Regions from separate parts of the Homo sapiens genome. Here region 2 is linked to region 1. A link is a loop called in an ENCODE intact Hi-C map of the cell type or tissue named here. Cell type or tissue: dorsolateral prefrontal cortex. All regions are shown on one strand. Links, peaks and the distances in the headings refer to the core of each region. The heading gives the core; the rest is flanking DNA. Region 1 overlaps XPR1 (xenotropic and polytropic retrovirus receptor 1). Region 2 holds the start of LOC107985232 (a long non-coding RNA gene).

Region 1 (14,991 bases), core at 2,287-10,286:
GCCAATCAACAGGCTCCTCTCTGTTCTCAGGCAAACTTCCTGTATGGACTACCTTAGGCTCTTCCAAACCTAATGAGATGTTTTTACTTTTTCATATTTGGAGAGTATGCTGGTTAGATCATTGGTTTGTAACACCAACCAGTGCAAATTTCTCATGCTATCATATAATCAACTCTGTCCCACATTACCATGTGCTCTAACATTGTATAGACTTAAAATACAATGCAGAAAGTTGAGAGTTTGTAGGATTTACTATCAAGACTGACTTCTGAAATGCAGAAACGTATGTGTTTGCATTTAGAAAACCTTTAACACTCCTTGTCTTAGCTAATGATCACAAGCAAGAAAAATTTAGATCACTCAGAAAAAGAATATGAACAAAGCTGATAAATTGGATTTATTCTTCTTTACCTAACTTTTGCAGAAGTTCTACCAAAGCTTCAATTGTCTTCACCTGGTCACTAGAGACCGTATCTGTAATGACACTGAATTCCTATTAGATTTGAGAAAAGTGTGGTGATTTTGTAGTTGAGAGAGCTACAAATTCAACTTTCTTTTTTTCTCTCAGAAGCTATCTCAATTTTAAAAACTCAAATGTTATACAGTAAGAGGTACTTGTTTTTTGAGAGGAAAATTTCATGTAAACCATTAAAAGAAAACAATAATGACCTGAAATCTGCTTACCAGATTTGTATCCCACATTTTAAAACAATGCCACAGATAGGGTTATTTTCTTAATTATTTTCCTTAGAATAAGAAATTTTTGTGGTCACTGCTTAGAAAACTGCATTTGGGAATAAATAATTATTTCCTGAATAATGCAAAGTAATGGGGAAAAGATGATAGGAAAATAAAGGCAGGTCTTTCCCAGCAATTTAATAACCACTAAGCGGACAGATGGAGGCATCACCTTCGCGTCATCAGGCTCACGTACTTTCCTAACTGCCTTGCTGCGGCTTACTGCCAACGTCCAACATCTTCTTGCTCTTCTCTGCTATCTCCAAAGTTATTTCACTTATCTTCAATGAATGTCTGTTAATCTGATACCTGCATGACTCAATACTACTTTACTTTTTTCTGTTCTTACCTTGCCGTAGTTCACCTATCCAGAAATGGATGATCTGCTTTCTCTAGTTACTGTGAATGTACTTTGGTCAAAGCATGGTGGAAAGATAATATACATCAACACGTTACTTCTGGTAAAGAGCTCAGTTAAAGTCACAGAACTCTCATGTTTAGAATATCAGGAAGTCAGGGATCCTAGGGGCTGGGGCCCATTTTCCTTCTTTAAACGGTTTTTATAAGTTACTACTGAGGTGAATGGTGTTCTCCCACACCTTTGCTTCTGACGGAAGTTAAGCAGCTTGCCTAAGGAGCCTAATGGTAGAGTGCTGAAAAAAAGTTGCACATGGGTTTTTGACTACTTTCCAATCTTACAAATGACCATCATAACCTAATGATTTAATCTTTGATTTCATTGTTTCTCTGTATGCTATGAAATCACCAATTACGCCACTGTAATGGTATAGGCAGCCTTAAATATAGGCACTCATTTGTGCATAGACAGTAAACCACTCTTGTCTTTTAATTTCTCTACACACATCAATGCTTTCTATACTACCATAAAATGAAAAATGAGTTTTATTCATTTATTTAGACTTCCTCTTCATTCCTTTGAGGACTATTTTAATTGATATTAAAAACTGAGTGATTCTCCAAAATAAAACTAGAATTTCTAAACCTAAAATCAAATGAAGTTTGTATTTGGTTAGGTTGCTGCTCCTTTAAAATGAGTCTGTGATTTTTTTTGTTTGTTTTTGAGATGGAGTCTTGCTCTGTTGCCCAGGCAGTGGCAGTGGAGTGCAGTGGCATGATCTAGTCTCACTGCAACCTCTGCTTCCCAGGTTTAAGCAATTCTCCTGCCTCAGTCTCCTGAGTAGCTGGGATTACAGGCATGCGCCACCACGCCCAGCTAATTTTTGTATTTTTAGTAGAGACGGGGTTTCACCATGTTGGTCAGGCTGGTCTCGAACTCCTGAGCTCGTGATCTGCCCACCTTGGCCTCCCAAAGTGCTGGGATTACAGACGTGAGCCACTGCGCCCAGCTGATGTTCATTTTTAAGAATTCTATTGAGAGTTTCAGTGTATGGGAGCCTCCAATCAAATTGTAAGGTGGACACAACATTCGCAACTGCTAGGGCATATAAAATTTAGGAGAGGAAAGTGCACATTGCCTTTTTTGAAAGAAAAAAATTAAATGTATGCTTTGTCTCCCAAGCTCTCTTGATGAGGAAAAGTCCTCTTTTCTCTTTACAGCTTTAAGAGGAACATAAAGCTGTGTACTTAAATACACATTTAAACTTCTGTCACATAGCAAGCTGAAAGTTACATAAGCCTTATTTTTGAATAGACTATGCCAATCCGACAAACACTTCAGAAAAGGATTACATCTATCATTGCATCATATGTGAAAGAATAAGACCGATTAGGGCCTAGAACTGTAACAGTTGAAGAAAGACTAAACTGGCCATAGGATACATTAATGTAAAAACACTGGGGAATTCAAACAGCAGAAGTCAACTGTAAGATTTTATGTGTGCCATCATAGAGATTCACTAATAAAGAATAAAGTTAATAATTCAAATGTCTCTGGATACACATTAGTACCACCAATTTTATTTATATAAGAAATGCCTGGTCCACTGGACTTTTCAATTTAACTCAGTAATAATTACTGCTGTTTCTTGACAGACCAGTGATATTTCCCCCATAGTTTTAAAGTACAAAAAACAGAATAGTTAGGGGAAAAAAATCTCAAGTATAAATAATGCAACCTTTAACCTACCAAGGGTCACTAAATTGTTAACACTGATTATTATAAATGATTCAATTTATTTAAACTAAAAAGCATTAATTAAACATTTCCTCTTCCATTTGGGCCAAGGGACATGCTTAACAAAACACAAAAAAGCAATAGAAGCACAAAGTTGTATGATTTTTTCAGAAAACAAAACAAAACAAAAAAACCTCGATTCAAAAAGGGAACACATTTTGGAAGCTAGTCAGAATAAAGATGGAAGAAACTACTTTAAAAAGAAACTATTTGTCAGTTAATTGATAAAAATTTTCTAGTAACAGTAACTTTTACTGGAGTTACGACAGGGATGGGTCAAGACTTGTAATACATGGTGGAAGTGCTGATGATAGGAGTGTATTAAAGGGCAGTAACCGAATGTTTTGACTAAGCGAATGGTAATAGCTGCCCTTCCACTTATTTGTTCCTTTGTTTATAATTAAGCTGAAAATTATAGGACTAAATTTACTTTCATGAATCTGCTGGTATTGACTTTGAAATTTTCATTTGGGTCTGGGGGTTATTAAAACACATTTTACCATGTCCTGGAATTTATATTAATTTTGTTAGATAATGAAATGCTAAATTTAATGCCAACCATATTCAATAAAGTAATATCTCTTATGGTTTTCAGGCTTATTTGGATGACTAAGGAACAAAGGGAAGAAATGAGACAAAGAAGTGACAATGGGCACTGTGGACAGATCATAATAGTCTATAATTTCTAAGCAGTGTACTTTTCATGTATGACCAAGTAAAGATCCCTAAAATTTTAAAACAGGTTTTCTATGGGATGGCATGAAATCCAATGTTCATCCTTTAAAACTGCTGGGAGAAATGGCTGCCAAGGTCTTTTGTATCAACATAATATGAATGAGGAAGTATAATTTGTTCCATGTGCTCAAAAATATAGTTTCCCCATGACAGACTTTTAATTTGATCAAATTCTGGCTAAAGTGGTTGAACCCAGAAGAAAAACTATCTAGTGAGGGCACACAGAGCCTCTGAAATAGCTCTGTCTTCTGATTCAGAGCTAGTAAAGGTCACGCTACAGGGACCATACATGTGGATGCATAATAAGGCATAGCTTCAGCTGTTAAGGTTGAAATATGGGCCAGTGTATTCCACATCTGTTCCTTAAAAAGTTAAAAAAATTATCAGAACCTCTTCCATGAAATTCAGCCGGTGGTGTGAAGTGTGGGATTCCTTGTTATGAGAGATATGCTCAGGACTCTAAAGCAGCAGCAACTTAAGAAGTTAGCAATGAAACTTTGGCTTAAAATAAAAACAAAGAAAAGAAAAGGTCAAACTGGTGCAAGTTGTCTCCTGAAAGAGGTATGTGGGACTGACCCTCATAAATGTCATCCAACGTAAGTTTCCCCTGCCTTCTTTTACTGTTATCACCTTCATTGCACAGGAGTTATATCATTCTGTATGGTTAAGTTTCATAAATAATGAGAAAACTATGTGTAACAAATACATCATATTTCCCACCCACCCAGCAACCCTTCCCAAAATAAGAAAAGTTACATCAAATTAAAAAGTAGCTTCATGAATGAAGGTACTGCTTTAAGTTGCACTTTTCCTGCAAGTGCGGCCAGTGCCTTTGCGCTGGGTATGAAGGAAAGAAAAAAATTCTCCACATAAACTGACAAAAAATTTAAAAACCAATGTCCGGTTTCAACCAGTCAAAACCGGGCTGAGCGGAAGCCGAGATATCTCAGTACCGTCCCATCAGAGGGTCCTTGCAATGCCTGTTCTTCATCCTGATAGGTATCTATGTCCTTGTGATTGTAAACAATCCATAAGATACTATGTTTTGTTTCTTAAAACATCCTCTGATTGGCAAATGAAGTAAATATTTGTTTTGAAAATAGAAAATTAAAATTAAACCAGAAGAAAAGAAAAGAAACACAGTGAGCTTGTTTGGAGTCCATAGGATCCGATCCGGAAGAGCTCGGAAAATGTGTTATGTGTTTTCTCCTGTTTTCGGCTGGAAAGGTACTAGAGGTTGCGTTGGTCGAGGAAAGGATTGTAGAGTAGGAAAACCAAAGATGTTAAGCTAGACTTCAGAAAATTCAAGTGTTAGCTTCATCATCTGTGTCTTCTATCAATACCTTAGTGTCACGAGCCTTGGATCTAGTGGTAACAAGGGGGACAAAAAGCACTTAGTCCATTACCCAAATATAAACACTTTCACAGTATTAGACACATTTCCAGTCTTACCATCATTAAACATACATCCTAAACAGGGACTATCTGCTGTACCAGACGGATTATTCTAGAGTTTCCTATTCAATTTCAGATACTATTGGAAAAACACTAAGAAACTAGATCACAACCAGAGGAAGGTAACAAGAACAATGGCAGGGTATGTGCAACGCAGAAGGTAGTGATCTGGGTTTGAGTACTGACTTTGATTTTTTTTTTTTTTTTTGAGACAGAGTCTCGCTCTGTCGCCAGGCTGGAGTGCAGTGGCATAATCTCAGCTCACTGCAACCTCCGTTTCCCAGGCTCAAGCAATTCTCCTGCCTCAGCCTCCTGAGTAGCTGGGATTACAGGCATGTGCCACCACGCTTGGCGAAGTTTTGTATTTTTAGTAGAGATGGGCTTTCACCATGTTGGCCAGGCTGGTCTCAAACTCCTGACCTCAGGTAATCTGCCCGCCTTGGCCTCCCAAAGTGTTAGGTTTACAGGTGTGAGTCACTGCACCTGGCCACCTGACTTTGATTTTATGATGCATCTATTTAACCCTTTGAGTGCCCGTTTCCATCTCTGTAAGGCAGGAATGGTAACACCGATTTCACTGAATACCACTTTCACCTCATGGAGACAGTATGCATATCAAGTGAGAACATGGATGAAAAAAGCATTAAACAAACTTAAGAAACTGGCTGGTTCCTGTAATCCCAGCTCCTTGGGAGGCTGACATAAGAGGATCGCCTTAGCCCGGCAGTTTGAGACCAGTCTGAGCATCACAGTGAGACCCTGTCTTAAAAAAAAAAAAAAAAAAAAAAAGCCAGGTATGATAGTGCAAACCTGTAGCCCCAGCTACTCAGGAAGCTGAGGAAGGAGGATCATTTCAGCCCAGGAGTTCAAGGCTGCAGTAAGGTATGATCACACCACTGCACTCCAGCCTAGGTGACAGACTGAGACCATGTCTCCAAAAAAAAACAACCAACCCCCAAAAAACAAATATAAGAAATTGTGATAAGGATGATGAGGATAAGATAAAACACCACTTGAGGCATACATGAGAAACCAAAAGAGTTAGCCAGCAGAAGAGAAGACCTAAGGAGAGGCATAACAGTTATTTCTCTTCAAAGAGTTGACAACATACAATGCAGAAGAGGGAGGAGACTCATTATAAGTTATGTGAGAGAGCCCAAATAGGATCAAATTGTTAAAGTTATAGTGAAATTACAGTGAAGCACATTTCAGCCCAACATAAACCATTTACCACTATAAATACCAACAATAAAATCAGGTGGCTGAGTGTGGTGGCTCTTGCCTGTAATCCCAGCACTTTGGGAGGCCAAGGAGGGAAGACTTCTTCAGGCTAGGAGTTTGAGACTAGCCTGGGCAACATAGTAAGACCCTGTCTCTATAAAAAATAAAAAATTAGCTGGGCAGAGGGGTGCAGGCGTGTAGTGCCAACTACTTGGGAGGCTGAGGTGGGAGGAGTGCTTGAACCCAGGAGGTTGAAGCTGCAGTGAGTCATGATCGTGCTGCTGCATTGAGCCAACCTGGGCAACGGAGCGAGATACTGTTTCAAAAAAACAAACAAACAAAAAAACCACACACATTAAGGATATGCTAAAGGTTGCATGAGTGATAAAGTCAGTACTGAAACTCAGATCTTATTTTGGATTCCCTGCTCTCTCCGCTGTACACCAACTGTTCCATTCCTAATGTCTTACTCTTGGTGCAATCTGGTTTCCCAGAGTTTCTCCGTTAAACACCTGAAATGGAACAGAATAATCTATTGCCAAAGAGCCCCTTCTTTAAGCAGAAATAGTATATGTTTAGATTGCCCTCTGCTGGTAACTAACAAGGATAATTAGACTTCAAAATCAGGAGCTCAATGAGGTCACCAATCACACTTAGCATTTTCTTCCAGCCCTTTGTGGCACTTATCTCACTGACCCACTCAGTGCTCCCCTGCCCCAGCTTCTTCAAACTCTGCTTCCTTGGGATCACAGCACCAACCATGCTTTGTTTTGATGCTCTTCCTATTACCTCCCTGACTATTCCTACCTCTTTTGTTTATTTTCTTTTTTTCTCTTGTCTGTGTTTGTTCCCTGGCTACTATGGTTGAGCCAGGGATTAAGACTCAGTTCCCTGCTCTCTGCTTTTCTCTGCCTTCTTCAGAGAACTTCCAAATCTCTATTTAAAGTTCAGCAGGTTCTACTCTACTCCTCTATATCCAATGAGTTACTGATACTACCTCCTGTTTCTTACTTCCTTCAAAACATCTCCTTATGTTCCTTCTGGTCCAACAGTAAGCATCCTGATCTGAATTTTCACTGCCCCATACATTGAAGTACTGCATAGCTTTTCATCTGGCTTTCTGGCCTTCAGTTTTTCCCTTGCCTAATATATCTTACACAGTGCTATTAAAACTTCCTAGGATACTACTTTCACAATGTCATTCTTCTACAGAAAAATTCTCTGTGACTCGTGGCTGGGTGCGGTGGCTCATGCCTGTAATGCCAGCACTTTGGGAGGCCAATGCGGGCGGATCACGAGGTCAGGAGATCGAGACCATCCTGGCTAACATGGTGAAACCCCATCTCTACCAAAAACACAAAAAATTAGCTGCGTGTGGTAGCGGACGCCTGTAGTCCCAGCTACTCGGGAGGCTGAGGCAGGAGAATGGCGTGAACCCAGGAGGTGCAGCTTGCAGTGAGTGGAGATTGCACCACTGCACTCCAGCCTGGGCAACAGAGCGAGACTCCATCTCAAAAAAAAAAAATTATCTGTGACTCATTCCTGCCTACAAGATCAAGTTTGCATTTTCAGCCTTTTACAATCATACTTCATCTATTCAGCAAAATTATTCTTACTATAATTCTAGTCACATGGTTTTTCTTTCTGCACTTCATTTCTACCTTTATGTTCTTTACTGTGTCTCTAGTCTATTCACTCCCTTATCCTTTAGAAAACCGTTCATCCTCAACCTAAGCCTCCTTCATTCCAATCTACTGTGCTATCTATTGTCTCTAAATTTCATATGCAGTCACCATATACTGTACATTTATGGTAACTTTTAGCAACATACGTAGTCAATGACTGATAAAAATATTGTTGTAGGTATTTAATAAGAAGATAAAAATAGTAATAGTTTATTCTTAGTAGGCTCTTTCTGTGAGGGAACTGGTCCAAGTTCTATGTAATAATGAATATAATCCACTTAACCTCCCTATAAGCAAGAACCATATTAATTTCAATTTACAGATGGGGGCAGAAAACAGAAATTAAGTCATTTGGTCAAGGCATAGATGGCAGGATTCCTAAAGTTTATAACATAAAAATTATTTGCATACACAACACACAGAAGAGTCAAGTATTAATAAATCACTCTCCAACAACCTTTTCCTCCAGACAGTGGATCTTTAGTGCCAAATTACTAGGTTATGCACTGATGACATTTACTCTATGTGCTCATTTAGACAGTCATAGGTTGTATCATATGGAATTGCTGCTTATTACTGTTTTTTTGTAGGTGAAAAATGGCTGAGTATTGGCAATTTCATTTGGTTCAACCTGATAGCTTTTTAGCTTACATGCTACCCAATGCTAAAACTCAAAGGAAATATGCCTCACAGAAGTAGAAGCCATACATACTGAGAAGCGAGGCGAGGCCGGCGCAGGGATATGCTCTGGTTGTACTTCCATGACCGATTCTTCTGGCGGTTTCGTACCCCATCATCCTGGTCCATCATCTGTTCTAGGAGAGTCTGATCATCTGCGTTCAGGGGGGCCACAGAGATGTCCCGCACAGCACGGAATTCACCACAGTTATTCAGATGTTCATTCTCCAGGCGGAAGAAGTTCCACACAAATCGCCTTAGCAAAATGGGGTAGATCAAAGTACTTATGAAATTGTAACATACTTCTGCTACCTGTAAACCTCCCAGTGTATCAAGTTTCCACTCATGGAAACAAAAACAAAGAATTAAGGGCTTGAATATTAAAATAGGGAAAGATGGTGTTGCGGGGAGGTGGTGGTGGGGGGGTAAGGGAAACAAGACTAGACTATGAAAAAGGGAGGGACTTATGCAATGCAGTTTTAGAGTGCTCATTCTTTCAACTTATTTGACAAATATTTACTGAATGTCTGCCATAAGGCAGTAAAGGCACAGAATGACTCAAAGCCTTTTTGCCCTTATGGGGTGTAATTTCTAGTGGTGGAGACAGACAATGAGCAAGTAAACAATCAATCGGCTAATGATAACTACTGTGAAGAAAATAAAGCAGGACAAGGGAATAGAGTATGCCATCATTAAGACTGGTTAGGGAAAGCTTCTTTGAAGACATGGCAGCTATTGAAAACCTGACTGATACAAAGAAGCAAGTCATGTAAAAATCCTGGAGGAAAGCATCCCAGGCAGAGGAAAATGGCAAGTATAAAAAGGCAAGTTGGAAACAACAGCAAGGTCAGTGGGGGCTAAGAATAAGTGAGGTTAAAATAGCAGGAGATAATGATGGAGGGGTGGAAGAGGGCCCACCCACAGAGGGCCTTATAACCCATAGTTTAAATTTTAGGTCTAATGGAGAACAATGAGAGAACAACAGGAGAATGAAGTGATTTGTTTGAAAAAGGTCCTGCTGAATGGTGAAGAGATCAAAGGGAGACAAGAACAGCTGAAGACAGACCAATTAGAAGGGCTGTTGCAGCAGTCCAGAAAAGAGATGATGGTGACTTAAAGGTGGTAATAACAGAAGTGATGAGAAGCAGACAGACAAAGGATTTATTTATAAAGATGGAGCTGACAGGACTTACTGACATGCGATGTGAGTCGTCTTAGGGTTTTTGGTCTAAGGGAAAGGTGACACCATTTACTAAGATCAGAGATGCAGGGCTGTTCCTGTTAGGTTAGAGCTAATCATTAGATATGGGAGAATTCAGTAGAGAGGTGGACGAGAGTCTGCAGTTCAAGGGAAAGTTTATGGCTGGAGATAGCATAAAGACAGTATTTCACATAATAGGTTTAGGAATAATACAACTAGAGGAGACAAGAGGGCAGAAGATTAAATCCTGGAACACTCTAACACTTAAAAGTTTGGGGGGAGGAGGAAGAACCAGTAAAGGAGTGGACAAGGAATAGCTAGTGAGACAGGAGACTGTAGTTTCTGAGAAGTCAAGTGAAGAAAGTGCTTTGCTGGGAAGTAAAGTAAGGTAAATAAGTACAGAGAACTGACAAGGGGATTTAGCAAAATGGGCAGTACGATCTAAAAGCACAGGCTCTGGGAGACTGTCTAGATTCAAATCATGGCTCTACCACTTGCTAGCTGTAATGACCTTGGATGAGTTACTTAACCTATGCTTCAGTGTCATCAGTAAAAGACATGATAACAGCACCTACTTCCTAAGATTGTTGTGAGGATTTAATAAAGGTAAAAGGCTTAGAACGCTGTCAGCTACATAGTAGGCACTACAATATTATTATTATAGATTATTAACAAAAGTGGTTTAGTTTGAGTATTGGGAATACATACTTGAATGAAAAAGAGAATGGGAGAGAAGTGAGAGTGGAGACAGCAAGTGCAGACGCCTCTTGAAGAGTTTTGCTATAAAGGACAGCAGAAAGATGGGCAGTAGTTGGAGAGAGAAAGCTGATCTAAAGATGGTTTTTTTGTTTGTTTTAAATGGGATAGAACATTTGATTTAGTTAGTAAGCAAATGATTTTAAAAAGAAAATCGTCATGAGGTATTTTTCTTTTTTTACTAGAATTTCTTTTAAAAAATTGATGAAGTAGCACACATGAAAGAGAAAGAAGTGGGTGGGGGAAGGTGGCAGCAGCGATGGGGAGTTCAGGTGCCAGGCCGAGGCATTCAGGAAGGTGAGGAAGGGAAGGAGCACTGGTCTGGAGAGAGCTCTGATGGCAGGTGGATTCCAGAGTCATGCTTTCTCTCTCAGGTTTATCTTCCGTTTCCAGCTTCTGTCTTATTTTAACAGGCAGTGTTTGTCGATCTTGACTTAGACGAATGTTATACACCTATCTGAAAATATCTTTATATCGTCTTATTTGTGAAAGATATCTACACTGGGCAGAGTCTAGGTAAGCAGTTATTTTCTTTCAGCACATTAAAGATTTCATTTTAATAATTTCTGACTTTCACTGTTGCTGTTGAAAGTTAGTCCTTCTTTCTCTTGGCTAATTTGCCTTTTTTTTTTAAGATAAGCATTTCAACAGAAGTATATCACACATAAAGTATGCAAATAAAAAATGTACAGCTTAATTATCATAAAGGGACTCACTGTGTAATTACCATCCAGAAATATGAAATACATTACCATACACTGAAAACCACCTTTAGGGTTCTTTCCTATGTTAACTTCCAGAGAGTTCATTGATTTACTCTTCATACTTAGTTCTACAATCCACCTGGAATTGATTTCACACACAGTATACAGTAGGAGCTGGGAACCATTTTTTTCCATATGGATATCCAGTTGACTCAATATCATTTATTAAAGGCCCTCTTTTTCCACTGTTATGTAGCCACCTTTGTCATAAATCAAGAAGTATCAAGGTATGCACGAGTGGATTTCTTTCTGTACTCCCTATTCTGTTCCAGTGGATTGTCTATCCTTTCACCAACACCATATACTGTCTTACTCACTGTAACTATATAATCAATTTTGATATCTGACAGTATAAGTCTTTTAACTTTGTTCTTTTCAGGATAGTCTTGGCCATTCTTGACCTTTCATATTCCCATATAAATTACAGAACTGGCTTGTCGATTTTCTCACGTCTACACAGCTTTAATTAAACCTATTCCTAGGTATATATCTGATATATTCTGATGCTATTCAAAATGATATGGTTTTTAAAATGTTCTTTTTCTAGTTGTTATGACTGTTTTTAAAAATGACTGATTTATATTATGTTGACCATGTATTCAGAACTGTGACATTAGATCTAATTATTTGTAAACTATTTTGAATTTTCTGTGTAACTGTCATCAGTGAATAATTATAGTTTTATTTTTTCCTTTCCAATTATGATAGTTCTTTTTCCTCATTGCGCTAGCTATACTTTGATGATATTAAATAAAAGTGGGAACAGCAGACACACTTGTCTCATTCCTGATTTCAAGGGAAAGTTTATAGTGTTTCACTGTTAAATATGTTCTTGATTGTGTTTTTGTAGAAAACATTTTTTTCATGAACAGGTATTGACTTTTATCAATGGCCTTTTCTACAAATATAGAGGTTCTTTTTCCCCCTTTATTCTGTTAATATAAGTGAGACAGGTTTCTTTCTTTTTTTTTTTTTGAGACAGGGTCTCCCTCTGTTGCCCAGGCTGCAGTACAGTGGTGCAATCTTGGCTCACTGCAACCTCTTCCTCCTGGGTTCAAGCAATTCTCCCAACTCAGCCTCCTGAGTAGCTGGGACTACAGGCATGCGCCACTACTCCCGGCTAATTTTTCTATTTTTAGTAGAGATGGGGTTTCACCATGTTGGCCAGGCTGGTCTTGAACTCCTGACCTCAAATGATCCACTCACCTCAGCCTCCCAAAGTGCTGGGATTACAGGTGTGAACCACCGTGCCTGGCCCTGATTGATTTTTGAATGTTAAATCTTACATTCCTAGAACGAACCTAACTTGTATTACCCTTTTTATATATTGTTGAATTCATATGCTAATATTTCATTCAGGATTTTTACAACTGTGTACATGAGACAGATTAGTTTTTATTAAAATGTCATTGTAGGCTTATATATCAAAGTTATGCTGGCTGCAGAGAACAAACTAGAAAGTGTTTCCTTTTATGCTCTTTTTTTTTCTGGAAGAGTTTTGTATAAAATTGGTTAATATTTCTTCCTCAAATATTTGAAAGAATTCCTGGGCCTGGCGTTTTCTTTGTGCAAAGTATTTTAACATGAATTTAATTTCTTTAATACAGATTTTCTATTTCTTCTTTATTGGTTTTGGCACACTGCTTTTTCAGTAATTTGTCCATTCATCTAAATTTTTAAATTTATTGATATAAAGTTGCTCATAAGATAGTCTTACTCTTTAAATAAATGTCTTTAGGTTTTTTGATATTCATAATTTGTACTTCCTTTTCTTTTTTGCTTTATCAGTCTTAAGTACTTTATCAACAGTATTTGGCATTTTAAGGAAATTAAGTTTGGCTTTATCATTAATAATTTTCTGTATTGTGTGTTTGTTTTCTGTTCCATTAATTTACGTTCTTTATATTTACTTCTACTTTCTTTTGGGATTTGCTGTTTTTTAAATCTTTCTTATTTCCTGAGCTATATACTTTTCTGATATATACATGTAAAGTTACACATTTCCTTGTAAGCATGGCCCTAGCTGCATTTTACATTTTTCTCTTTTATCACATTTTCAATTACATTCTGTTCAAAAAAAAATTTTTTTTTTTTTTTTTTTTGAGACGGAGTCTTGCTCTGTCACCCAGGCTGGAGTGCAGTGGCATGATCTTGACTCACTGCAACCTCTGCCTCCCAGGCTCAAGTGACCCTTACACCTCAGCCTCCTGAGTACCTGGGACTACAGGCGCGCACCACCATGCCCAGCTAATTTTTGTATTTTTTGTAGAGATGTGTTTTGCCATGTTGCCCAGGCCAGTGTCAAACCCCTGAGTTCAAGTGATCTGCCCACTTTGGCCTTCCAAAATGCTGGGATTACAGGCATAAACCATCATGCCTGGCTACTCAAAATATTTTAAAATTTGCATTACAATTTTGACCTGGGGTTATCAGACATGTACTGCTTAATTTCTAAACATTTGGGACTTTTGAGTTATCTTTTTGTGATTATAATCCCTGCAATTTGTTGAGACTTCCTTTATGGCACAGTGTAAGGTTAATTTTGGTAAATGTTCTACATGTATTTAAAAGAATATGTATTTAGTAGTTGGATGCAGTTCTCTACGTATGTCATTCAGGTTTAATTAATTAACTGACCCGTTATTTATCTATCACTGAAGGAAATATGTTAAAATCTGAAATTGTAAATTTACTTGTAGCAACGCCAGCTTTTGCTTTACAAAATTTTAAGGCATTTTATTAGGTGCATACAAATTTTAATTGGCAGTCACAAGTGAATTTCAAAGTCTACAGATTTGGCAAATTTCTATAGTGCAAAGGTAGTGTTAGTGCTCTGTTTATCTTGGGGCTCCTGTTTTCATTTAGATTTTGGATTATCTTGTCTGATTTTTTTTTAGAATATTTAAACACTTTTTTTTTTGAGACGGAGTTTTGCTCTTGTTGCCCAGGTTGGAGTGCAACAGTGCAGTCTTGGCTCACTGCAACCTCTGCCTCCTGGATTCAAGCGATTCTCCTGCCTCAGCCTCCCGAGTAGCTGGGATTACAGGTGCCCACCACCATGCCCAGCTAATTTTTGTATTTTTAGCAGAGACAGCGTTTCACCATGTTGGCCAGGTTGGTCTTGAACTCCTGACCTCAGGTGATCCACCGGCCTCGGCCTCCCAAAGTGTTGGGATTACAGGAGTGAGCCAGTGCACCTGGCCAGATTTAAACACATTTTATCTAGCATTTTTATTGTTTTCAGTGAGAAGGCTGGGCTGAATAACTCAGACTGCCAAATTGCAAAAAATGATTGATTTCTGTTTTAAGCCATTTTACCTCCCAATTTCCACTTATCCTTTCAATGGAACCCCGTTCTAAAGAAGCTTTTAAGTCATCATCAATGGTTATTTTAACTTTGTAAGAATTAACCTCTGGGCCGGGCACAGTAGCTCACGCCTGTAATCCCAGCACTTTGGGAGGCCGAGGTGGGTGGATCAACTGAGGTCAAGAGTTCGAGATCAGCCTGGCCAACATGGTTTTCCAATTCTAAGGCTGAGGAGAAATTTGAGAAAAGTTGGAAAATTAAAGGTTTTCAAGTACAAGTTATAATAAATTCTAATT
Region 2 (14,991 bases), core at 2,733-10,732, 540 kb before region 1:
TAAGTTTTAGGGTACATGTGATTCAGTTGAAACGATACATGAATGAAAACATTAAAAAATTTTTTTATTAACAGACATGCCAGTGGACCTGGGTGCTTGATGTTACTTAACACAGGTATCATTTCCACTTTTTCCCTCTGCTCCAAGCCACAGGGAAACTCAGCCATTTCCAGGGCCCTTGGCTTCAGGAAGGTCTCTTGATAAAAATTAAACTAGATCCCACCATTTCATTTAGGGGCATATTCTTTGTTTGCATTGGTTTTGTGTTGAAATGATAATATTTTTGGTGCACTGAATTAAATCAGGCCAAGGAGGTATCATCAGAAGTTACTAGGTGGGCTGTAGGGAAAGTTCTTCCAAAGGGGGCTGACTCCAATATCAGGCTTCCTTTTGCCCTCAGGTCTGCCACTTGGTCGATCGGCGATGCAGGAAGCCACACTAAAGATGGCAGGGTGGGCAGACCCTGTTGACATCAGAGAAGTGCCCCACCAGGCCCAGGCTGCCTCCTCCTGACTTGCTGTAATGAGAAAAATAAAACTGCAATTTGTTCTTCAGGTCACTCTACTCCAAAAGTCAAATAAAATTTCTGATACAGGAGCCCTGTATCTCTTATCTGTCCATCACATAGAATGAAAGGGTTTTAGGAGAAGACTATTTTAAAATGCAGGAATTTGCCCAAATCTCTGATTTGACCCAGTCAAAATCCTTGTACTAAAGAATCCTGCAGAATGCCAGGCAAAGCAGGCTCCATGCAACTGCAGAGACCTTCCTGAAACCAAGGGCCCTGGAAATGGCTGAGTTTCCCTGTGGCTTGGAGCAGAGGGAAAAAGTGGAAATGATACCTGTGTTAAGTAACATCAAGCACCCAGGTCCACTGGCATGTCTGTTAATATCCTGGACCAGGTCATGAAGGAAGTAGAAGCTACCCTACTTTTCTTTAACTTTTAACTGTCTGCAACCCAGATCAAGCCACCCAGCCAATCTCTGGCATCCATCACCCTGGAATATACCAATGCCATCTCAAAAGAACTCCTATTTTGGGAACCACCCTTTGAAAATGTCAAGAGCTGTGGGTGTCTTCAAAATGGTGAAATTACTTACCTCTGAGTTTCATGGTCAGTATATGTTGCCATCAAAACCGAGTCAAAACAGCTGGATAACCAAGACAGCATACACACTGCCACATCAAAACTCACTCCGCAATTTCAGCTTCTTACTTAAAGAAAACAACAACAATCTTCTATTGAAATTTACTTTAAAGCAGAGCTCCAATTTACCTTTTGTTTTACTTGCACAATTTGAATTCTTTTTTTTTTATTTTTTAAACATTTTTCCTAAAAAAAATTGAGAGGTATAATTCTTTGGAATATCATTTTTCTATTTCATATATGTAAAAGAAATCAATAAAATAAGTTATAGGAAAATTTGTTCCTGGTGTTATGCATGTGTGTGTGTTTCTAGAAATCTAATGTTATTATTGCAAAGCACATATTGTCCTATAGATGGTGAAAGTGAGGTTCAGGAAGGCTAAGTAACTTATGTAATATCAGACAGCTAAGAATTACTGGGTTCAAATCCAGATAATGCCCCCTCTACATCCAACTATCCCAGGACTCAGCCTCAGAGTCATAAGTTATGATCCAGTTGAGGGAGGAGAAAAGGAAAAACTAGTTGGGCAGACAGCTAAAGCTTGTCTTTGGTAAAATTCTTTCAAAATGAAAGACAGCCTGAAAAATCAAGCTACAGGCACAAATAGAGCAGCCTGGGGAAAACTCAGGCTGCAGCTGCACAGACAAGCAAGTAAGGCCCAACATAGCAGCCTTTGTTCTTGGTGTAATCAGTGGGCTCCCACAGAAAGGTTTCCTCCTCTTTTCGGGCATGTACACAGTGGGCTCCATGGGAACTTGCACAGGGAGGTGGGGGACCTACCCAAAACATAACCACAGTAACCCGAACAAGAGAAGCTGTGCTTTGTGCTTGCCTAAGGACATGCCCGCAGCTGCACAGATAAGGGGAATTACACAAACAGCTACAGAGATGAGGGGAGTTTCTTATAAAAGCTTTTGAATTCAACTGTAAAAAGGCAACCCTCTTTCGGGTCCCCTCTGTGGCAGAGGACTTTCTTCTTTTGCTTATTAAACTTTCGTTCTAACCTCACCCTTTGTCCACACTCCTTAATTTTTTTGGTCATGAAACGAAGAACTCCGGGTGATGCCTTACAACGAGAGACTGCTACATTGTGGTGCATTGGTAAGACTGTCACAGAATGAGCTCTGTCCCCTTACTGTATGTGCACAGAGATCCAGAACCTTTCAGAGATGTTCCAGTTGCCTTCTAACTGATCCAGAAAGGCAGCTTAGTCCCAGAAAAGAGTATGTAGAGGTCATCAGATGATCTCAGACAGTCTGCTGTGTCCCAAAAGGGAGATAGGGGGATTTGCTCCTGAAAAAGGCTGTGTCTGGCTGGGCAGGCCCCATGAGCACAAGGTACCTGCCCGCCCAGTTGCCATGGGTCTCAATCAATGGTTCTTAAACTAATCAATCACCTGAAGAGCTTGTAAAATATATACATCTATATACATCTTCCTGTTAAAACTTCACCTAAGATGAACTGATCTGAATCTTTGAGGGTTGGGGTCTAGACACCCATATTTTTTAAAAGCAGACTGGGAATGGGAAAGGCAGGGTCATTGGGCAGCTTACTGTGTAAATGGCTGTTCTGTCTTCCCGGCCACAGCCTGGGGGAAGCAGGACAGAGCCTAATAACAAACATGAGTAATAATCATACTAAGCACCTCACACACAACCCTGAATGCTGGTGTCCTCAGCCCCAGAAAGGTTAAGAGATGTGCCCAGGCTCCTGAGCAATAGACCCAGGCAAACTAATTCAAATGACTTTTCAGCTTCCACCAACTCTGCTGCCTGAAACTTCTTGAGAGGCGCCTGAGACAGCAGAGCTACGCATAGATGCTGGTGGAGATGAGGGCTCAAAGTAGGAAAGACTCAGAGCCTCCACTGTGTGGAGAGAGATTGGGCAGAGAGGCAGGCACCGCAACAGAGGAGCACCCTTGGGGAGCAAGTCCTGGCTGGTGTTCTAGATGGTTCTGGCTGCCCAGTATGGAGCAAACCAAAATAAGGACCACCTCTAATCCACATTAAAAAGGGCCCAGAGAGGTGAAGAGGCCTGGCCAAGGTCACGCAGCTTCCTATAGGTAGTTTCCTTTACAGAAACAATTCTTTTTTGTTTTTTTTAAGATGGAATCTCACTCTGTTGCCCAGGTTGGAGTGCAGTGTTGTGATCTCGGTTGACTGTAACCTCTGCTTCCCAGGTTCAAGCGATTCTCTTGCCTCAGCCTCCCAAATAGCTGGGATTACAGGCGTGTGCCACCATGCCCAGCTAATTTTTATATTTTTAGTAGAGATGGGGTTTCACCATATTGGCCAGGCTGGTCTTGAACTCCTGACCTCAAATGATCCACCCACTTCAACCTCCCAAAGTGCTGGGATTACAGGCATGAGCCACCGCACCCGGCCTCCTTTACAGCAACATTTCTTGAGCAACCCTATGTGAGCCTGGCCATGCACCAATGCCAGATTTAATGATATCCTTTCCAGGAGTGTGCATGTTATGAAAGAGGGCCATGGGTTAGAGTAATATTGATACGCAATCAGTCTTCCTGGGGTCAGTCCTCCCCATCAAAGGAACTTTGGTTTGAAAGCAGGCACCTCCCTGAGACAACTACACCCAACACAGCTTGGTGAGTGTCACTGTCCTGCAGCAGAACCAGAATCACAAACCCACCACTGGGGCCCAAGAGCAGCACACACCAACCATCACCACCACCTGGACACTAAAACTCCCATTCCTGCCCCCACTCCCAGCCTGTTTCTCTCCCCTACCCCACAGCAGGCACAAAGGGATCCCTGAAGGAACTTCTGAATTCACAAGCCTCTTGCAAGCGCCCCTCCACCCCACCCAGAAAGGCACCAGGGCTCTCCACTCTGTGCCGGATGCCCCTAGCTGAGCCACAGTGTCCCCAGAGCCTTGCCCTAGCTCTGGATAAAACCGAAGCTGTCAGCATGCTAATTAGGACCTTGAGAGGGTGGGCTCATGGACTGACAATTAATAACTCCATCTCTCTGTTTCCTGCTGGCATATTATTAATTCATCGGGCCTCTCCAGTGGGGCCAGAGAGATAACACAGACTGTGAAAGTTCACATTTCAATTTGAGGCTGAGATGCTGAGGAGGGGTGTTGAGAGAAGTGCCAGTCCTCCGGAGAGTGAGGGCATAGCGTGGGAAAGACTTGTCCACAGTCCCACTTCTAGGACTTGACCCTACAGAAATGAAAGTGCACATCCTAAAGGCATGTAGGGGAGGCTTACTACAGCACAGCTGGTAACTGCAAAGCAACTGGGAACATCCATTGATAGGGTTGCTGGAATAAACTGTGGTTCAGTCATGCTGAGGAATACTCTGCAGCGTGAAAGAGATGTTATGGACATCTTTCCAGAAATGGCCAAAGAAAGATGCACACCATATCCTGTAATTTTTAAAAACTAAAAGAATAAGAGCAAAACAAAGACCTATATGTGTAATATAATTTCATGTTCATCACAGAAAGAGGGAAGGGGAGGAGGGAGGGAGGGAGGGGGAATTTTTCCCAGCTTAAGTATAAACACAGGGGAAAGAAGCAACCATAACAGATGGCAGCTGGGGGAGGGGCTGAGATGAGAGAGGAGTTGAGATGGGGAGAGGTTGAGGTGGGGGAGGGGTTGAGATGGAGGAGGAGTTGAGATGGGGGAGGAGTTGCAATGGTAGAGGAGTTGAGGTGGGGGAAGGGTTGAAGTTGGAGAGGAGTTGAGGTGGGGGAGGGGTTGAAGTTGGGGAGGGGTTGAGATGGAGGAGGAGTTGAGGTAGAGAGCAGTTGAGATGGGGAAGTCTTGAGATGGGGAAGGGTTGAGGTGGGAGGGGTTAGGATGAGGAAGAGGCTGAGATGAGGGAGAAGTTGAGGTGGAGGGGGTTGAGATGGAGAAGGAATGAGGTGAGGAGGGGTTAAGATGGGGGAGGAGTTGAGATGGCGGTGGAATTGAGATGGGAGGGGTTGGGACGGGCAGGGGTAGAGATAGGGAAGGAGTTGAGATGAGTGAGGTTGAGATGGGGCAGAGGTTGAGATGGGTGAGGGTTGAGATGGGTGTGGTGAGATGGGTAGAGTTCAGATGAGGTAGGCTTGAGATGGGGAGAGGGTGAAATAGGGAGGCGTTGAGATGAGTGTGGTTGAGATGTTGAAGGGTCAAGTTGGGGAGACACTGAGATGGAGAGGGGTTGAGTTGTGAAGGGGTTGAGATAGGAAGGGATTGAGTAAGGAAGGGGTTGAGTTGTGAAGGGGTTGAGATGGGAAGGGGTAGAGATGTGAAGAAGCTGAGGTGGGAAGGGGCTGAGATGGGAAAGGGTTGAGATGGGAAGGGGTTGAGTTGTGAAGGGGTTGAGATGGGCAGCGGTTGAGCTGTGAAGGGTTGAGATGGGAAGGGGTTGAGTTGTGAAGGGGTTGAGATGTGAAGGGGTTGAGTTGTGAAGGGGTTGACATGTGAAGGGGTTTAGATGGGAAGGAGTTGAGATGGGAAGGGGTTGAAATAGGAAGGGGTTGAGTTGTGAAGGGGTTGAGATTGACAGGGGTTGAGACGGGAAGGGGCTGAGTTGTGAAGGGGTTGAGATGGGAAGGGGTTGAGATGGGAAGGGGTTGAGTTGTGAAGGGGTTGAATTGTAAAGGGGTAGAGATGGGAAGGGGTTGAGATGGGAAGGGGTTGAGTTGGGAAGGGGTTGAGATGGGAAGGGATTGAGTTGTGAAGGGGTTAAGTTGTGAAGTGGTTGAGATGGGAAGGGGTTCTGTTGTTAAGGGGTTGAGTTGTGAAGGGGTTGAGACAGGAAGGGGTTGAGTTTTGAAGGGAATGAGATGGGAAGGGGTTGAGTTGTGATGGGGCCATGATGGGAATGGGGTTGAGTTGTGAAGGGGTTGAGTTGTGAAGTGGCTGAGATGGGAAGCGGTTGAGATGGGAAGGGGTTGAGATGAGCTGGGTTGAGTTAGGGAAGGGTTCAGATGAGGAGGAGTTTAATTGATAAGGGTTGACATAGGAAGGGCTTGAGACGGATAGTGGCTGAAATGGGGAGGACTTGAGATGGAGAGAGGTTGGGTTGAGGAAGGGTTGAGATGGGGTAGGACTGGGTTGGGGAATTGTTGAGATGGAGTGACAGGAGGGGGATGCAGTTAGACCTGACCACCTGACCCCAGTGCACCCAAGCTGGGTGTGTCCAGCCAACACTGTCTCCACACCAGGAGCACTGTCCCCAGAACTGACCACTGGTCTGTCCTACTCCAAGAGCAGAAAGAGAATTTACTGAATTCCTCTGTTTTCTTTATAAATTTGGGAAGGGTTGCAGGTTCCTCATCACCTGATCAGCAGGCAGTAATGCTGCCTTTTTAGAACAGCAGTGAGGCTGAGTAGTGGGATGTGAGCACAGCTGCAGAGGGTCTGCAAGGAGGTCCCCAGGAGAGGCGGGGGCAGGGACAGAGGGGAAAGGGGGACAAGCCCTCTTCCTCACTCACACGCCAACCCTGCATGCCTTCATTCCCTCCCTGCTACAGGCTTCGAGAGAAAAAGAGGAAGAGAAAGATGGTTAAAGGAGCTAAAAGCAGAAGAGAAGAGAAGGAGGACAGTGTGGCTGGGGTATGAGCGGCTGAGGTGGGGTCCTCAGAAGGGTGCCCCACGCCCACCTCCTTCTCTGCGCCTCAGCCTTCTCACCTGCACCTTCAATGAGAAGTTATGTGCGATTAATTTTAAAGGTCTTTTCATCGGTGCCTGGAATTCTATAGGTGTCTAACTCTGCTTGGGGTCGGGGGGGGGAGCGGGGGTGTACAGCAATTTCATAAATATTTTTTTCAGCCAAAAAGGCCAAAGCGAATTCCTCCAATTATGTTCACCTCCTCCACAATGAGCACTTCCTTTTCTGCACGTGTCTTCACCCATCCCCTCACATCCAAGAGGAAAACGCCTTTGGCTCATTTGCAGCCATGGGTCCAGGCAAGCCCTTAAAGATGGCAAGGGGTTGCCAGTGGTCAGGGAGGGGGAAGGCCCTGGACTGCGGTGGGAGTCTCGGGGCGCTCATCGTGCCCTGCCAAGGCCCTTCTCCTCCTGGCTTCGCTTTCCTTTCTTGTGATGTGAGTGCTGACCACCAGGCTGCCCCAGCCCCTCCAGCTACACAGCGGAAAGCATCCCAGTGAGACTGCGGCTGCAATACACAGAAACAACCACTTGGGGGCACCATAAAAGAAGAAAAAATATCTCTTCTGAAAAAGAGGGAAAACAAATTGAGCAGCTGGCGCTAGAGGGCGCCGCTTTTCCCATTTTCTTCAAAAAGGTGGCTGGGGGCAGAATTTCCGAATCTTGACATGTTCAGAAGACTGAAGAGCCTCCTTCTACAGATATGGCCATGGGAGCAGAGTGGAGGCAGCCCAGCGCAAGGGCAGGGTGGGAGAGAGGGGACTGATTCACCTGAGCCTCCAAACAGGGAGGAGACTCTGATGGTACCACAAAAGGAAGCACAGAACGGGCCGATCCGGCTTGAGCACCAGGCTGCAGAGTCTTGGGGGAGAGTCCTCCCCCAAGGCCTGCCTTAGAAGGGAAGAACTGGGACAACAGATCTCCCCCAGCCCTTGCTCCCAGCACTGTGCTCTGGAAAAGATGGAAACCCTCTGCTTTCTCTCAGGGCATCCAATGGCTTCAGAAAGAGAAAGGGAGTGGCAGAGAGGTTATGCATTCGTTCTCTGCAAGAGATGAGAGTCGCCAGGCACTTAGCAGGGGGCCAGTCCCCCTCCTTCCCAGTACAGGACCCTCCTTGTCACAGGCGGTCTCCACTGCAAGCACAGAAAACCGCGCTGCTCGCGCACCACCTTGTTTATTCTCAAACCCAGTTCTCTAGGGAAGCATTTCTAGAACTGCGGAAGGTTGAAGGGAAAGGCGAGTCACCAGAGACCAGATCTAGAAACAGCCTCTTTTTTCTAATCCCGGGAGGACAGGTAAGGAAAATTCAAGGGTGTGTGCTGAAGTTCCCCAAAGGATCATCTTAAAGCAAATCTCTAGAAATCACCCAAATTGTGTCAGTTCCTAAGGGAAGCCCAATTCTCTGGATTCTCTGCACCTTCCTGCTCTGCTCAGAATTCCAAGAAAGCAGGGCATGTGCTCCGGTCTCTTCTTGGCTGGTGGTTTTCAAACTTGCTGTTGGTTAGTGATAACCCAGTGTGTTGAAGGCTCATGATTTCTGTGTTCCACTGGCATATGTTTTGGTTTCTGCAACCCTGTTATACTACAGCCCTAGGATCCTGAAATGCCTCGTCTCTGAGTGAGAAGGTTGGATTTTGCAGACCTGCAAACTCAGGTGCCTTCAGGACCAAGTCAGTCCTCTAATAGCCCTAAGGCAGTAGGGAATGGTGGGGAATACAGTGACCTGGAGACTTCCTGCCCCCTCTAAAAACATACACATTTAAATAAAATTAAAATATCCGATAATTCAACAAAGCACTCATATATAAGAACAAATTCTGCCATGCACCCTTTTGGCAATAGTGGTTCCACAGATTCCTGTATTCTAACAACCCGAGTGATGTCTGATGCTGGCAGCAGGTGGCAGCATGTGGACTGAGGTCTCCACTTAGTCTCACTAGATCTGCAGGAGGCTGGCCGCCTTTCAAAAGGCCAGCAAAAAAAAAAAAAAAATTGGCCCAATGGCCCTTAAATTCACCCATAAAGCTTCAAGGTTGAGACAGGTGTTGCCTTACAGAATATGTTGCTGATGCTGAATGCGGTGTGAATGCCAGTGAGACTGTTGTTTGAATGTGATCACCCCTACTAAGTCAGCATAGCTGCAGGGCACATGAGACAGAAGTGGGTGGGACTTGCAGGACTGGTTCCTCCTACCTTGTCACTCACCACAGTCCACTGACCTTCACATAAAGCACCAGCAGTCACCCAGGCTCTCAGGACCCCAGCTTCCTCACCTGTAAATGAAGCAGCTAGACCAGATGAATAATAATAATGATCATAATAATGGCTCATATGCACTGACTGTTGACCTTGTGCCAGGCACTGTGCATTCCCTCCTGTAGTCTCCCACATGCTGCTGTGGTCCGTTGATGTATACAGCTGATCCCAAGCCTAACTACAACCTCTGCACCTTGGGCTTCGGCAAACCTCTGATGCCTGTCAGTTTGAGATAATGACTTCTTGATCTGTACATATAAACATTGTTGTAGGGATGAGGCTGATGATGAAGGCACATGCGATAGATGTTTTTACGTAATTTGGATATGAACCTTTTTTATAGGGGTTGGCTAAGGTAGTAATGATGGGTAAGATTAAGGGGATTAGGGTTATTATGGTAGTGGAAAAATACATGTTTGCTACTTTTATTTGGAGTTGCATCAATGTTTTTGGTTCCTAAGACCAACGGATGACTCTAATCCTTTCAAAGTTGAGAAAGCCATGTTGCTAGGCATGGGGGCATGAGTTAGCAGTTCTTGTACACTTTCTCGGTAGACAAGAAGTTGCAGGCTTCTATTGTTAGATTCACAATCTAATGTTTTGGTTAAACTATAAGTGATAGCAAGTGACAGGCTCCTGAAGGTGAGGAACCAGACATCAAGGAGAAAAACAACCAAGCATCGGACTAAGTACTTTACATGCTGTTTTTCCTTCATAACAATTCAAAAAGGTTGCTGTACTCATCCACAATCTAGCAAAAGAGCAAAATGAGGCCCACAAAGGTTGGATATCTTACCCAAAGTCAAATAAGACATGGCTCTGTGGTGATCAAACAATAGCTTGAAGGAGGACAGTTCTCATACAACCTGTAAGTTAACCAACCTGTGTTTTACAGCTCATGAATCTCCACACCCCAGGGGCTGACCCTGGTCTAGACCTAGAGCCAGTGGTGTCCTGAGCTTCCTGGACTAGACCGTTTGGTATGGCTAGGGCTATCAGAGGCCAGGTGAACACATAGATCGTAACTATAACCATAGCCACTGTTACGGAACATTCATAAATATTCATTCACAAATAATTACTGAGGGCCCATATGTCAGCATTGCCCTCAGCACTGGGGATATGGAGTGAACGAGGCAGTCAAATCACTGATCTCACGGCACCAACATTCTTGTGGGGGTTGGTGGTCAACTGCATAGGTGATATGGCACAGTGACCAGGTGTCTATTTTAGACTGTGTGATGAAGGACAGCCTCTCTGAGGAAGTATCATTTGAGCTAAGGTCCAAATGGCAAGAATGAACCAACCCTGTTGAGATCTGGAGAAATATTCCAGGCAACGGCAGGAGCCAGGGTAGAGACATAAACAGGCATAGCCTAAATAAAAGGCGAGTGGGCAGGAGCACAGGGAACAAGGGAGAGAGTAGATGAGGCCAGGAGTTAAGCAAAGCTCAGGTCGGATAGGGCTTTATGAGCCAGCAAAAAGAGTTCATATTGTCCCTGCCTGTTGTGTCAATAGATCACATTCTCTTATTCTAGGGAAACAAAGATGCAAAGACACGTTAGCAGGCCATTGCAATGGTCCAAAGGATAGTGGCTTGGAAGAGATTGGTAGCAGTGGGGATGGAGAAGTGTTTGGACTTGGGATATGTTTGGGAGATGTTATTGACAGGGCTTACCACTGATCAGAAGTGAGGAAAAATGGAGAGAAATAAAAGATAATGAGAATATTTGGCTCGGACAACTGGAGAAATAGTGGTGCCATTTACTGAGATAAGGAAAAATGAGGGGCCAGACAGGATCAGAAGAGGATCAGGAGTTTTGTTCTAGCCACATTATGTTTTAGAAGCTGATTAGATAGACAACAGTGCAGAGATGCCAGACAAGCATTTGGCTTCAAGAGTCAAGGGTTCTTTGGAAATTTACATTTGAGAGTCATCTGCAGATATGTGGACCTGGTGAGGTCACCCAGGGAGGCTGTAGGCAGAGAAGAGGCCCAGAATAACCCTGGTGCTCATCAACATTTTGAGGACCCCCCACCAGACTATATGATCTAATAAATGTGGTCAAACTTTGCAACAGGCTTGCAAGGTAGGTATTATTTCTCTCCTCTACTCAAAAAATGCGGAGGTTACAAAGTGCCCAAGCCCACAATTTACAAGTAGCATTGCAAGAATTCAAGCATGAACTGAGTTCCCGTCATTTACCCAGTGCTGTGCCAGTTACTGTAGGGACACCAGTGAGTAGGATGGCTCAGTAGAACAAACATGGGCTTCGGAATTAGAGGACCTGGAGTGAATCCTCACTGGCTCTGTGATACTGGGCAGGTAACTTAACCTTATCAAGCCTCAGTTTCCCAATATGAAAAATCATGTTGTTGCTGTTGTTGTTGTTGTTTTTCATCTGCAAATGTCTACTGAGTGCCTATTATGTGCCCAACACAGTACTAAGTAAAGGAGACACAATGGGGAGCAGACAGACTTCTCTGCTTACAATCTAGTGGGGGACACAGACATGTAAACAGGCAATTACAATGTAGTGTGCTAAGTACTATGATTATGGAAATACCCCCTCCCTCTTTATAGAGTAAGTCATACCAACCTACGCAGACTTTAAAGTTACACATAATTTCCTTTCTTCCAGACCCATATGCAATAATAGTGCCATACAAAATGTTTCTGTTCTTCATCATGGTACCTATTATTTCCATTAGAATAAATAATACATGCAAATCACCTACCATATAGCCAGTGCTCAATAAATGGTGGCAGTCATTATCAAGACATAGGTTTTTGACCTAGTACCACCTCTAACTTCGGAGCTCATTTTTCTCTCCTGTAAATTATAAATAATAACAGCTAATTCATGAGGTCATTGTGAGGCTCAGATGAGATCATATGTATGAAAAATGTTTTAAGCTGGAGAGAACTATATTAAAGTATTAGTAAAACATTGTGACATGCCCACTTGCTAAAGTTATAAAACTTAGTACACAATAAACACTTGGTGCTAACCAAGAGGTCCTCATCACCTGAAAAGTGGGCCTGAGGAAACCTTTAAATAGGTTCTTAGGAAAACAACATTCTGTACAAGAAAATCTGCTTCATCTGAAATCACCTAAAGTACTCCTTCTCCCATCAGCATTTGGCTTACCCAGCCAAAGACAAAAAAAAAATGCAGGAGACCTCCCAGGTTGGTTTCTAGTCTGTTTCACTATCACCAGGGTCCTGACTCAGTGTCTAGGAGACAGGATTTGTAAAGCTGGTGGTATGTGTCCCAGGCTTTCACCTGTATAAGCAGTGGACAGGGCCTTGGGAGGAGCAAGATGCTGTCAGGGCTGCCCACAGAGAACCCTGCCTGATTTCCCACTACAGTAAATCCAAGCCCTGGGAAAGGACCAGGCTGCCCCTGTCCTAGAGCCAAAGGGATCCTGTCTAAAGAACATAAGTCAGGAGAAGCTGAAAGGCAGGAGACAGAAGGGAGGAAAAATTTCCATCTCTACAAAGTGCATGCAGATCCTGGGCAGCCCTGAAGTGGGGCAGAGAACAGACTCCCCACTTCCACTGCTGACTATTCAACTGGAGGACTCTGCAGTCAGCAACCTGTACAACCACACAGTGGACACAGGGAACTCAGCTGCCTCCTTCCCTGGAACTTAGCTGATTAGAATGGATATCAATTCCCCTCAATATGTTTACTTCATCATTCTTTCAGCAAACACTTATTGTGAGTCAACTGCACACTAGGCACTGTTTTGGACCCTGAAGGTAAGACAAAGGCCCTGCTTTCAAGAAGCTTGCACTCCAGTGCAAAATATCTGTGCTTGTATGTATGTGTGTGTGTTTGTGTGTCCGTTGGGGAAACAATAAGGGCTATGATGAAAAATAAAGCAAAATAAAGAGGGAAAGAGAGTGACAATGGGGGAATGCTATTTAAATAGGGTGATCAGGAAGTTCTCTCTGAGCAGAAACCTAAATGAAATGAGAGAGGAGCCATCCTGATAAATGGGAAAAGCATTCTAGGCAAAGGGACCAGCAAAAGGCAGAGGCCTGATGTGGGAGGTCTGAGTACATTCAAGGCATAACAAGGGACCAGTGTAGCCAGTGCAGAATGAGTTAAGGGGAAAGATGAAGAAATCAAACCAAAGACATTCATGCATCTTTAGGAGGCTGGCTGGGCAGGGGGAAGAGGGAGAAGATGGAAATCATGCACTGAGCTAAGGACTGATATGAAATATTTCTTAAGACTCTTGGACAGAAACTACTTGTTCTACCTTTCTAAATCCTTTGTGAATCAAAAAAGAAAAAGTAAGGATCTTTAGCTGCAGTTGGGGAAACAGAGTCTAGCAGGGAGGGGCAGAGGCAGGGAGGCTCATTAAGAGGTGGTTGACATTATGATCTTGGGCAAGTGACTTAAACTCTCTATCCCCCAAGTGCAAAAATGGGGACAATAATGGTAATAATGGTACCAGCTTCAATCAATTATTACATGGATAAATTAATTAATATTTATAAAGTACCTAGAATAGTGCTGGGCATCTAGTATCATATACGTGTGTGGAATAAAAATAATAAAAGGTGCTTGGACCAGGGAGACAGCAGCAGAGGTGGTGAATGGTGATCTGATACATTTTGAGGGGGGAGACACTGGGGATTGGCAAGAATTGAGTGTCAATGTGAGAATCAAAATGACTTCAACATTTCTGGCCCCAGCAACAGAAAAAATGTAGGTTTAATGAAAGAGAAAACTACAAGAGAAGCAGGTTTGGAGAGAAATCAATATTTTGATGTTAGACATGTTCAGCTTGAGATGTCGATGGATGTACAAGTAAAGATGGTGAATAAGTGGGTGGTATCTTAAATTCAGGGAAGAGGTCCTGAGTACAGACACCAATTTAGAGGTCAGCAGTATACGATGCTAACCAAAGGTCTGGGACTGGGCAAGAGCACTAGGAAGTAAGCACTGGTGAGAAGAGAACAGGCTGAGGACCAAGCCCTGGGACATCCAGTGTTTAGTAAGGATTGGGAAAAGGAAGTGGAAACTAGCAAGAGATTGAGAAGCAACCCACAACATAGGAGGAGAACCAAGAGTGGGTATCGTAAAAGCCATGTGACAAAACACTTTCACCTGTACTCCTAGCTCAGGAGGCTGAGGCAGGAGGATTACTTGAGGCCAAGAGTTTGAGATCAGTCTGGGCAACACGGCAAAATCCTGTCTCTAAAAAAACATAAAATATAAAAAATAAGGACAAAAGAGTTTCAAGAAAGAGGAAGTGATCAAATGTTGCTGCTAGGTCAAGGAAGATGGACACGAAGGAACACCCATTGGATTCTGCCTTGGGAAGGCCAATGTCACCATGTCAACAGCTGTTTGTTTGCCTGGGACAAAGACCTGATTGGAATGGGTTCCAGAGAAAATTGTAAGAAAAAAAAATGGAGACAGAATAAACAAAGGGGCTCATTTTTCTCTACATGGGCAACAGACTCCACATGGAACTTGAGGGGTGGTCAGTCCACAGTAACAGAAGGTAAAGGCCTGGTACCAGGGACCAGATGCAGCAGGCGGTCAGTGCAGTGGATGGAGCCTGTACATGCCTCTCCTGATTGCTGCTATTTTCCCAGTGAAGTAGGAAGGCAATTGTAGTCATGAGCTAGGAGCGAGCTGGCAGGAAATGATGGGATTTGAGAGTTAAGGGAAAAGCATGTGAAATAATCTCTAGAGGAGTGTGAGAGTGAATAGAAAAGGGAAAAGTAGTAAGATTTCTGGGCAGGACTAAGGGCCAACTGGAGGTGGCAGTCATCAATTCACAGTGAGGTCAATCGGCGTGGTTGTGACTTTTTCTATAGCTATGGTCACCTGCCCATATGTACATGAAGAATAGGGGAAAGTGGGATTTAGCAGGGCTGAAGTCTTGCCAGACAAGGTATAACAAAGCAGCAGAGGGACAACAAAGTTGAG

The links. Peaks named below come from ENCODE experiments on the same cell type or tissue, not always from the same donor. Only the 100,000 strongest peaks of a DNase experiment are listed, where the experiment ranks them.
Region 2: it touches region 1 in a loop (3-fold over the local background); 11 of 110 quality-filtered maps call a loop at or near these places.

What each region holds. Positions count from the first base shown.
Region 1 is chr1:180,874,008-180,888,998 of GRCh38, reverse strand. XPR1 (xenotropic and polytropic retrovirus receptor 1) reads right to left here. Exons shown (of 15, transcript NM_004736.4): 14 at 8,702-8,923; 15 at 1-4,993. The coding sequence ends at 4,933. Among named protein-coding and RNA genes, the nearest start is that of LINC02816, 25 kb to the left of the region's middle. In dorsolateral prefrontal cortex, for the core only: CTCF peaks have their summits at 6,671 and 6,878 (motif pointing left); no DNase peak of the experiment used is centred there; H3K27ac peaks cover 1,242 bases.
Region 2 is chr1:181,417,442-181,432,432 of GRCh38, reverse strand. LOC107985232 (a long non-coding RNA gene) reads right to left here and starts at 12,692. Exons shown (of 3, transcript XR_001738319.2): 1 at 8,998-12,692; 2 at 1,102-1,216; 3 at 44-517. It also overlaps a transcript of CACNA1E not described here. RefSeq lists enhancers at 1,852-2,131, 7,571-7,660, 8,640-8,689. In dorsolateral prefrontal cortex, for the core only: CTCF peaks have their summits at 7,115, 7,329 (motif pointing right) and 8,655 (motif pointing right); DNase peaks (open chromatin) are centred at 7,342 and 8,692; H3K4me3 peaks cover 443 bases; H3K27ac peaks cover 65 bases.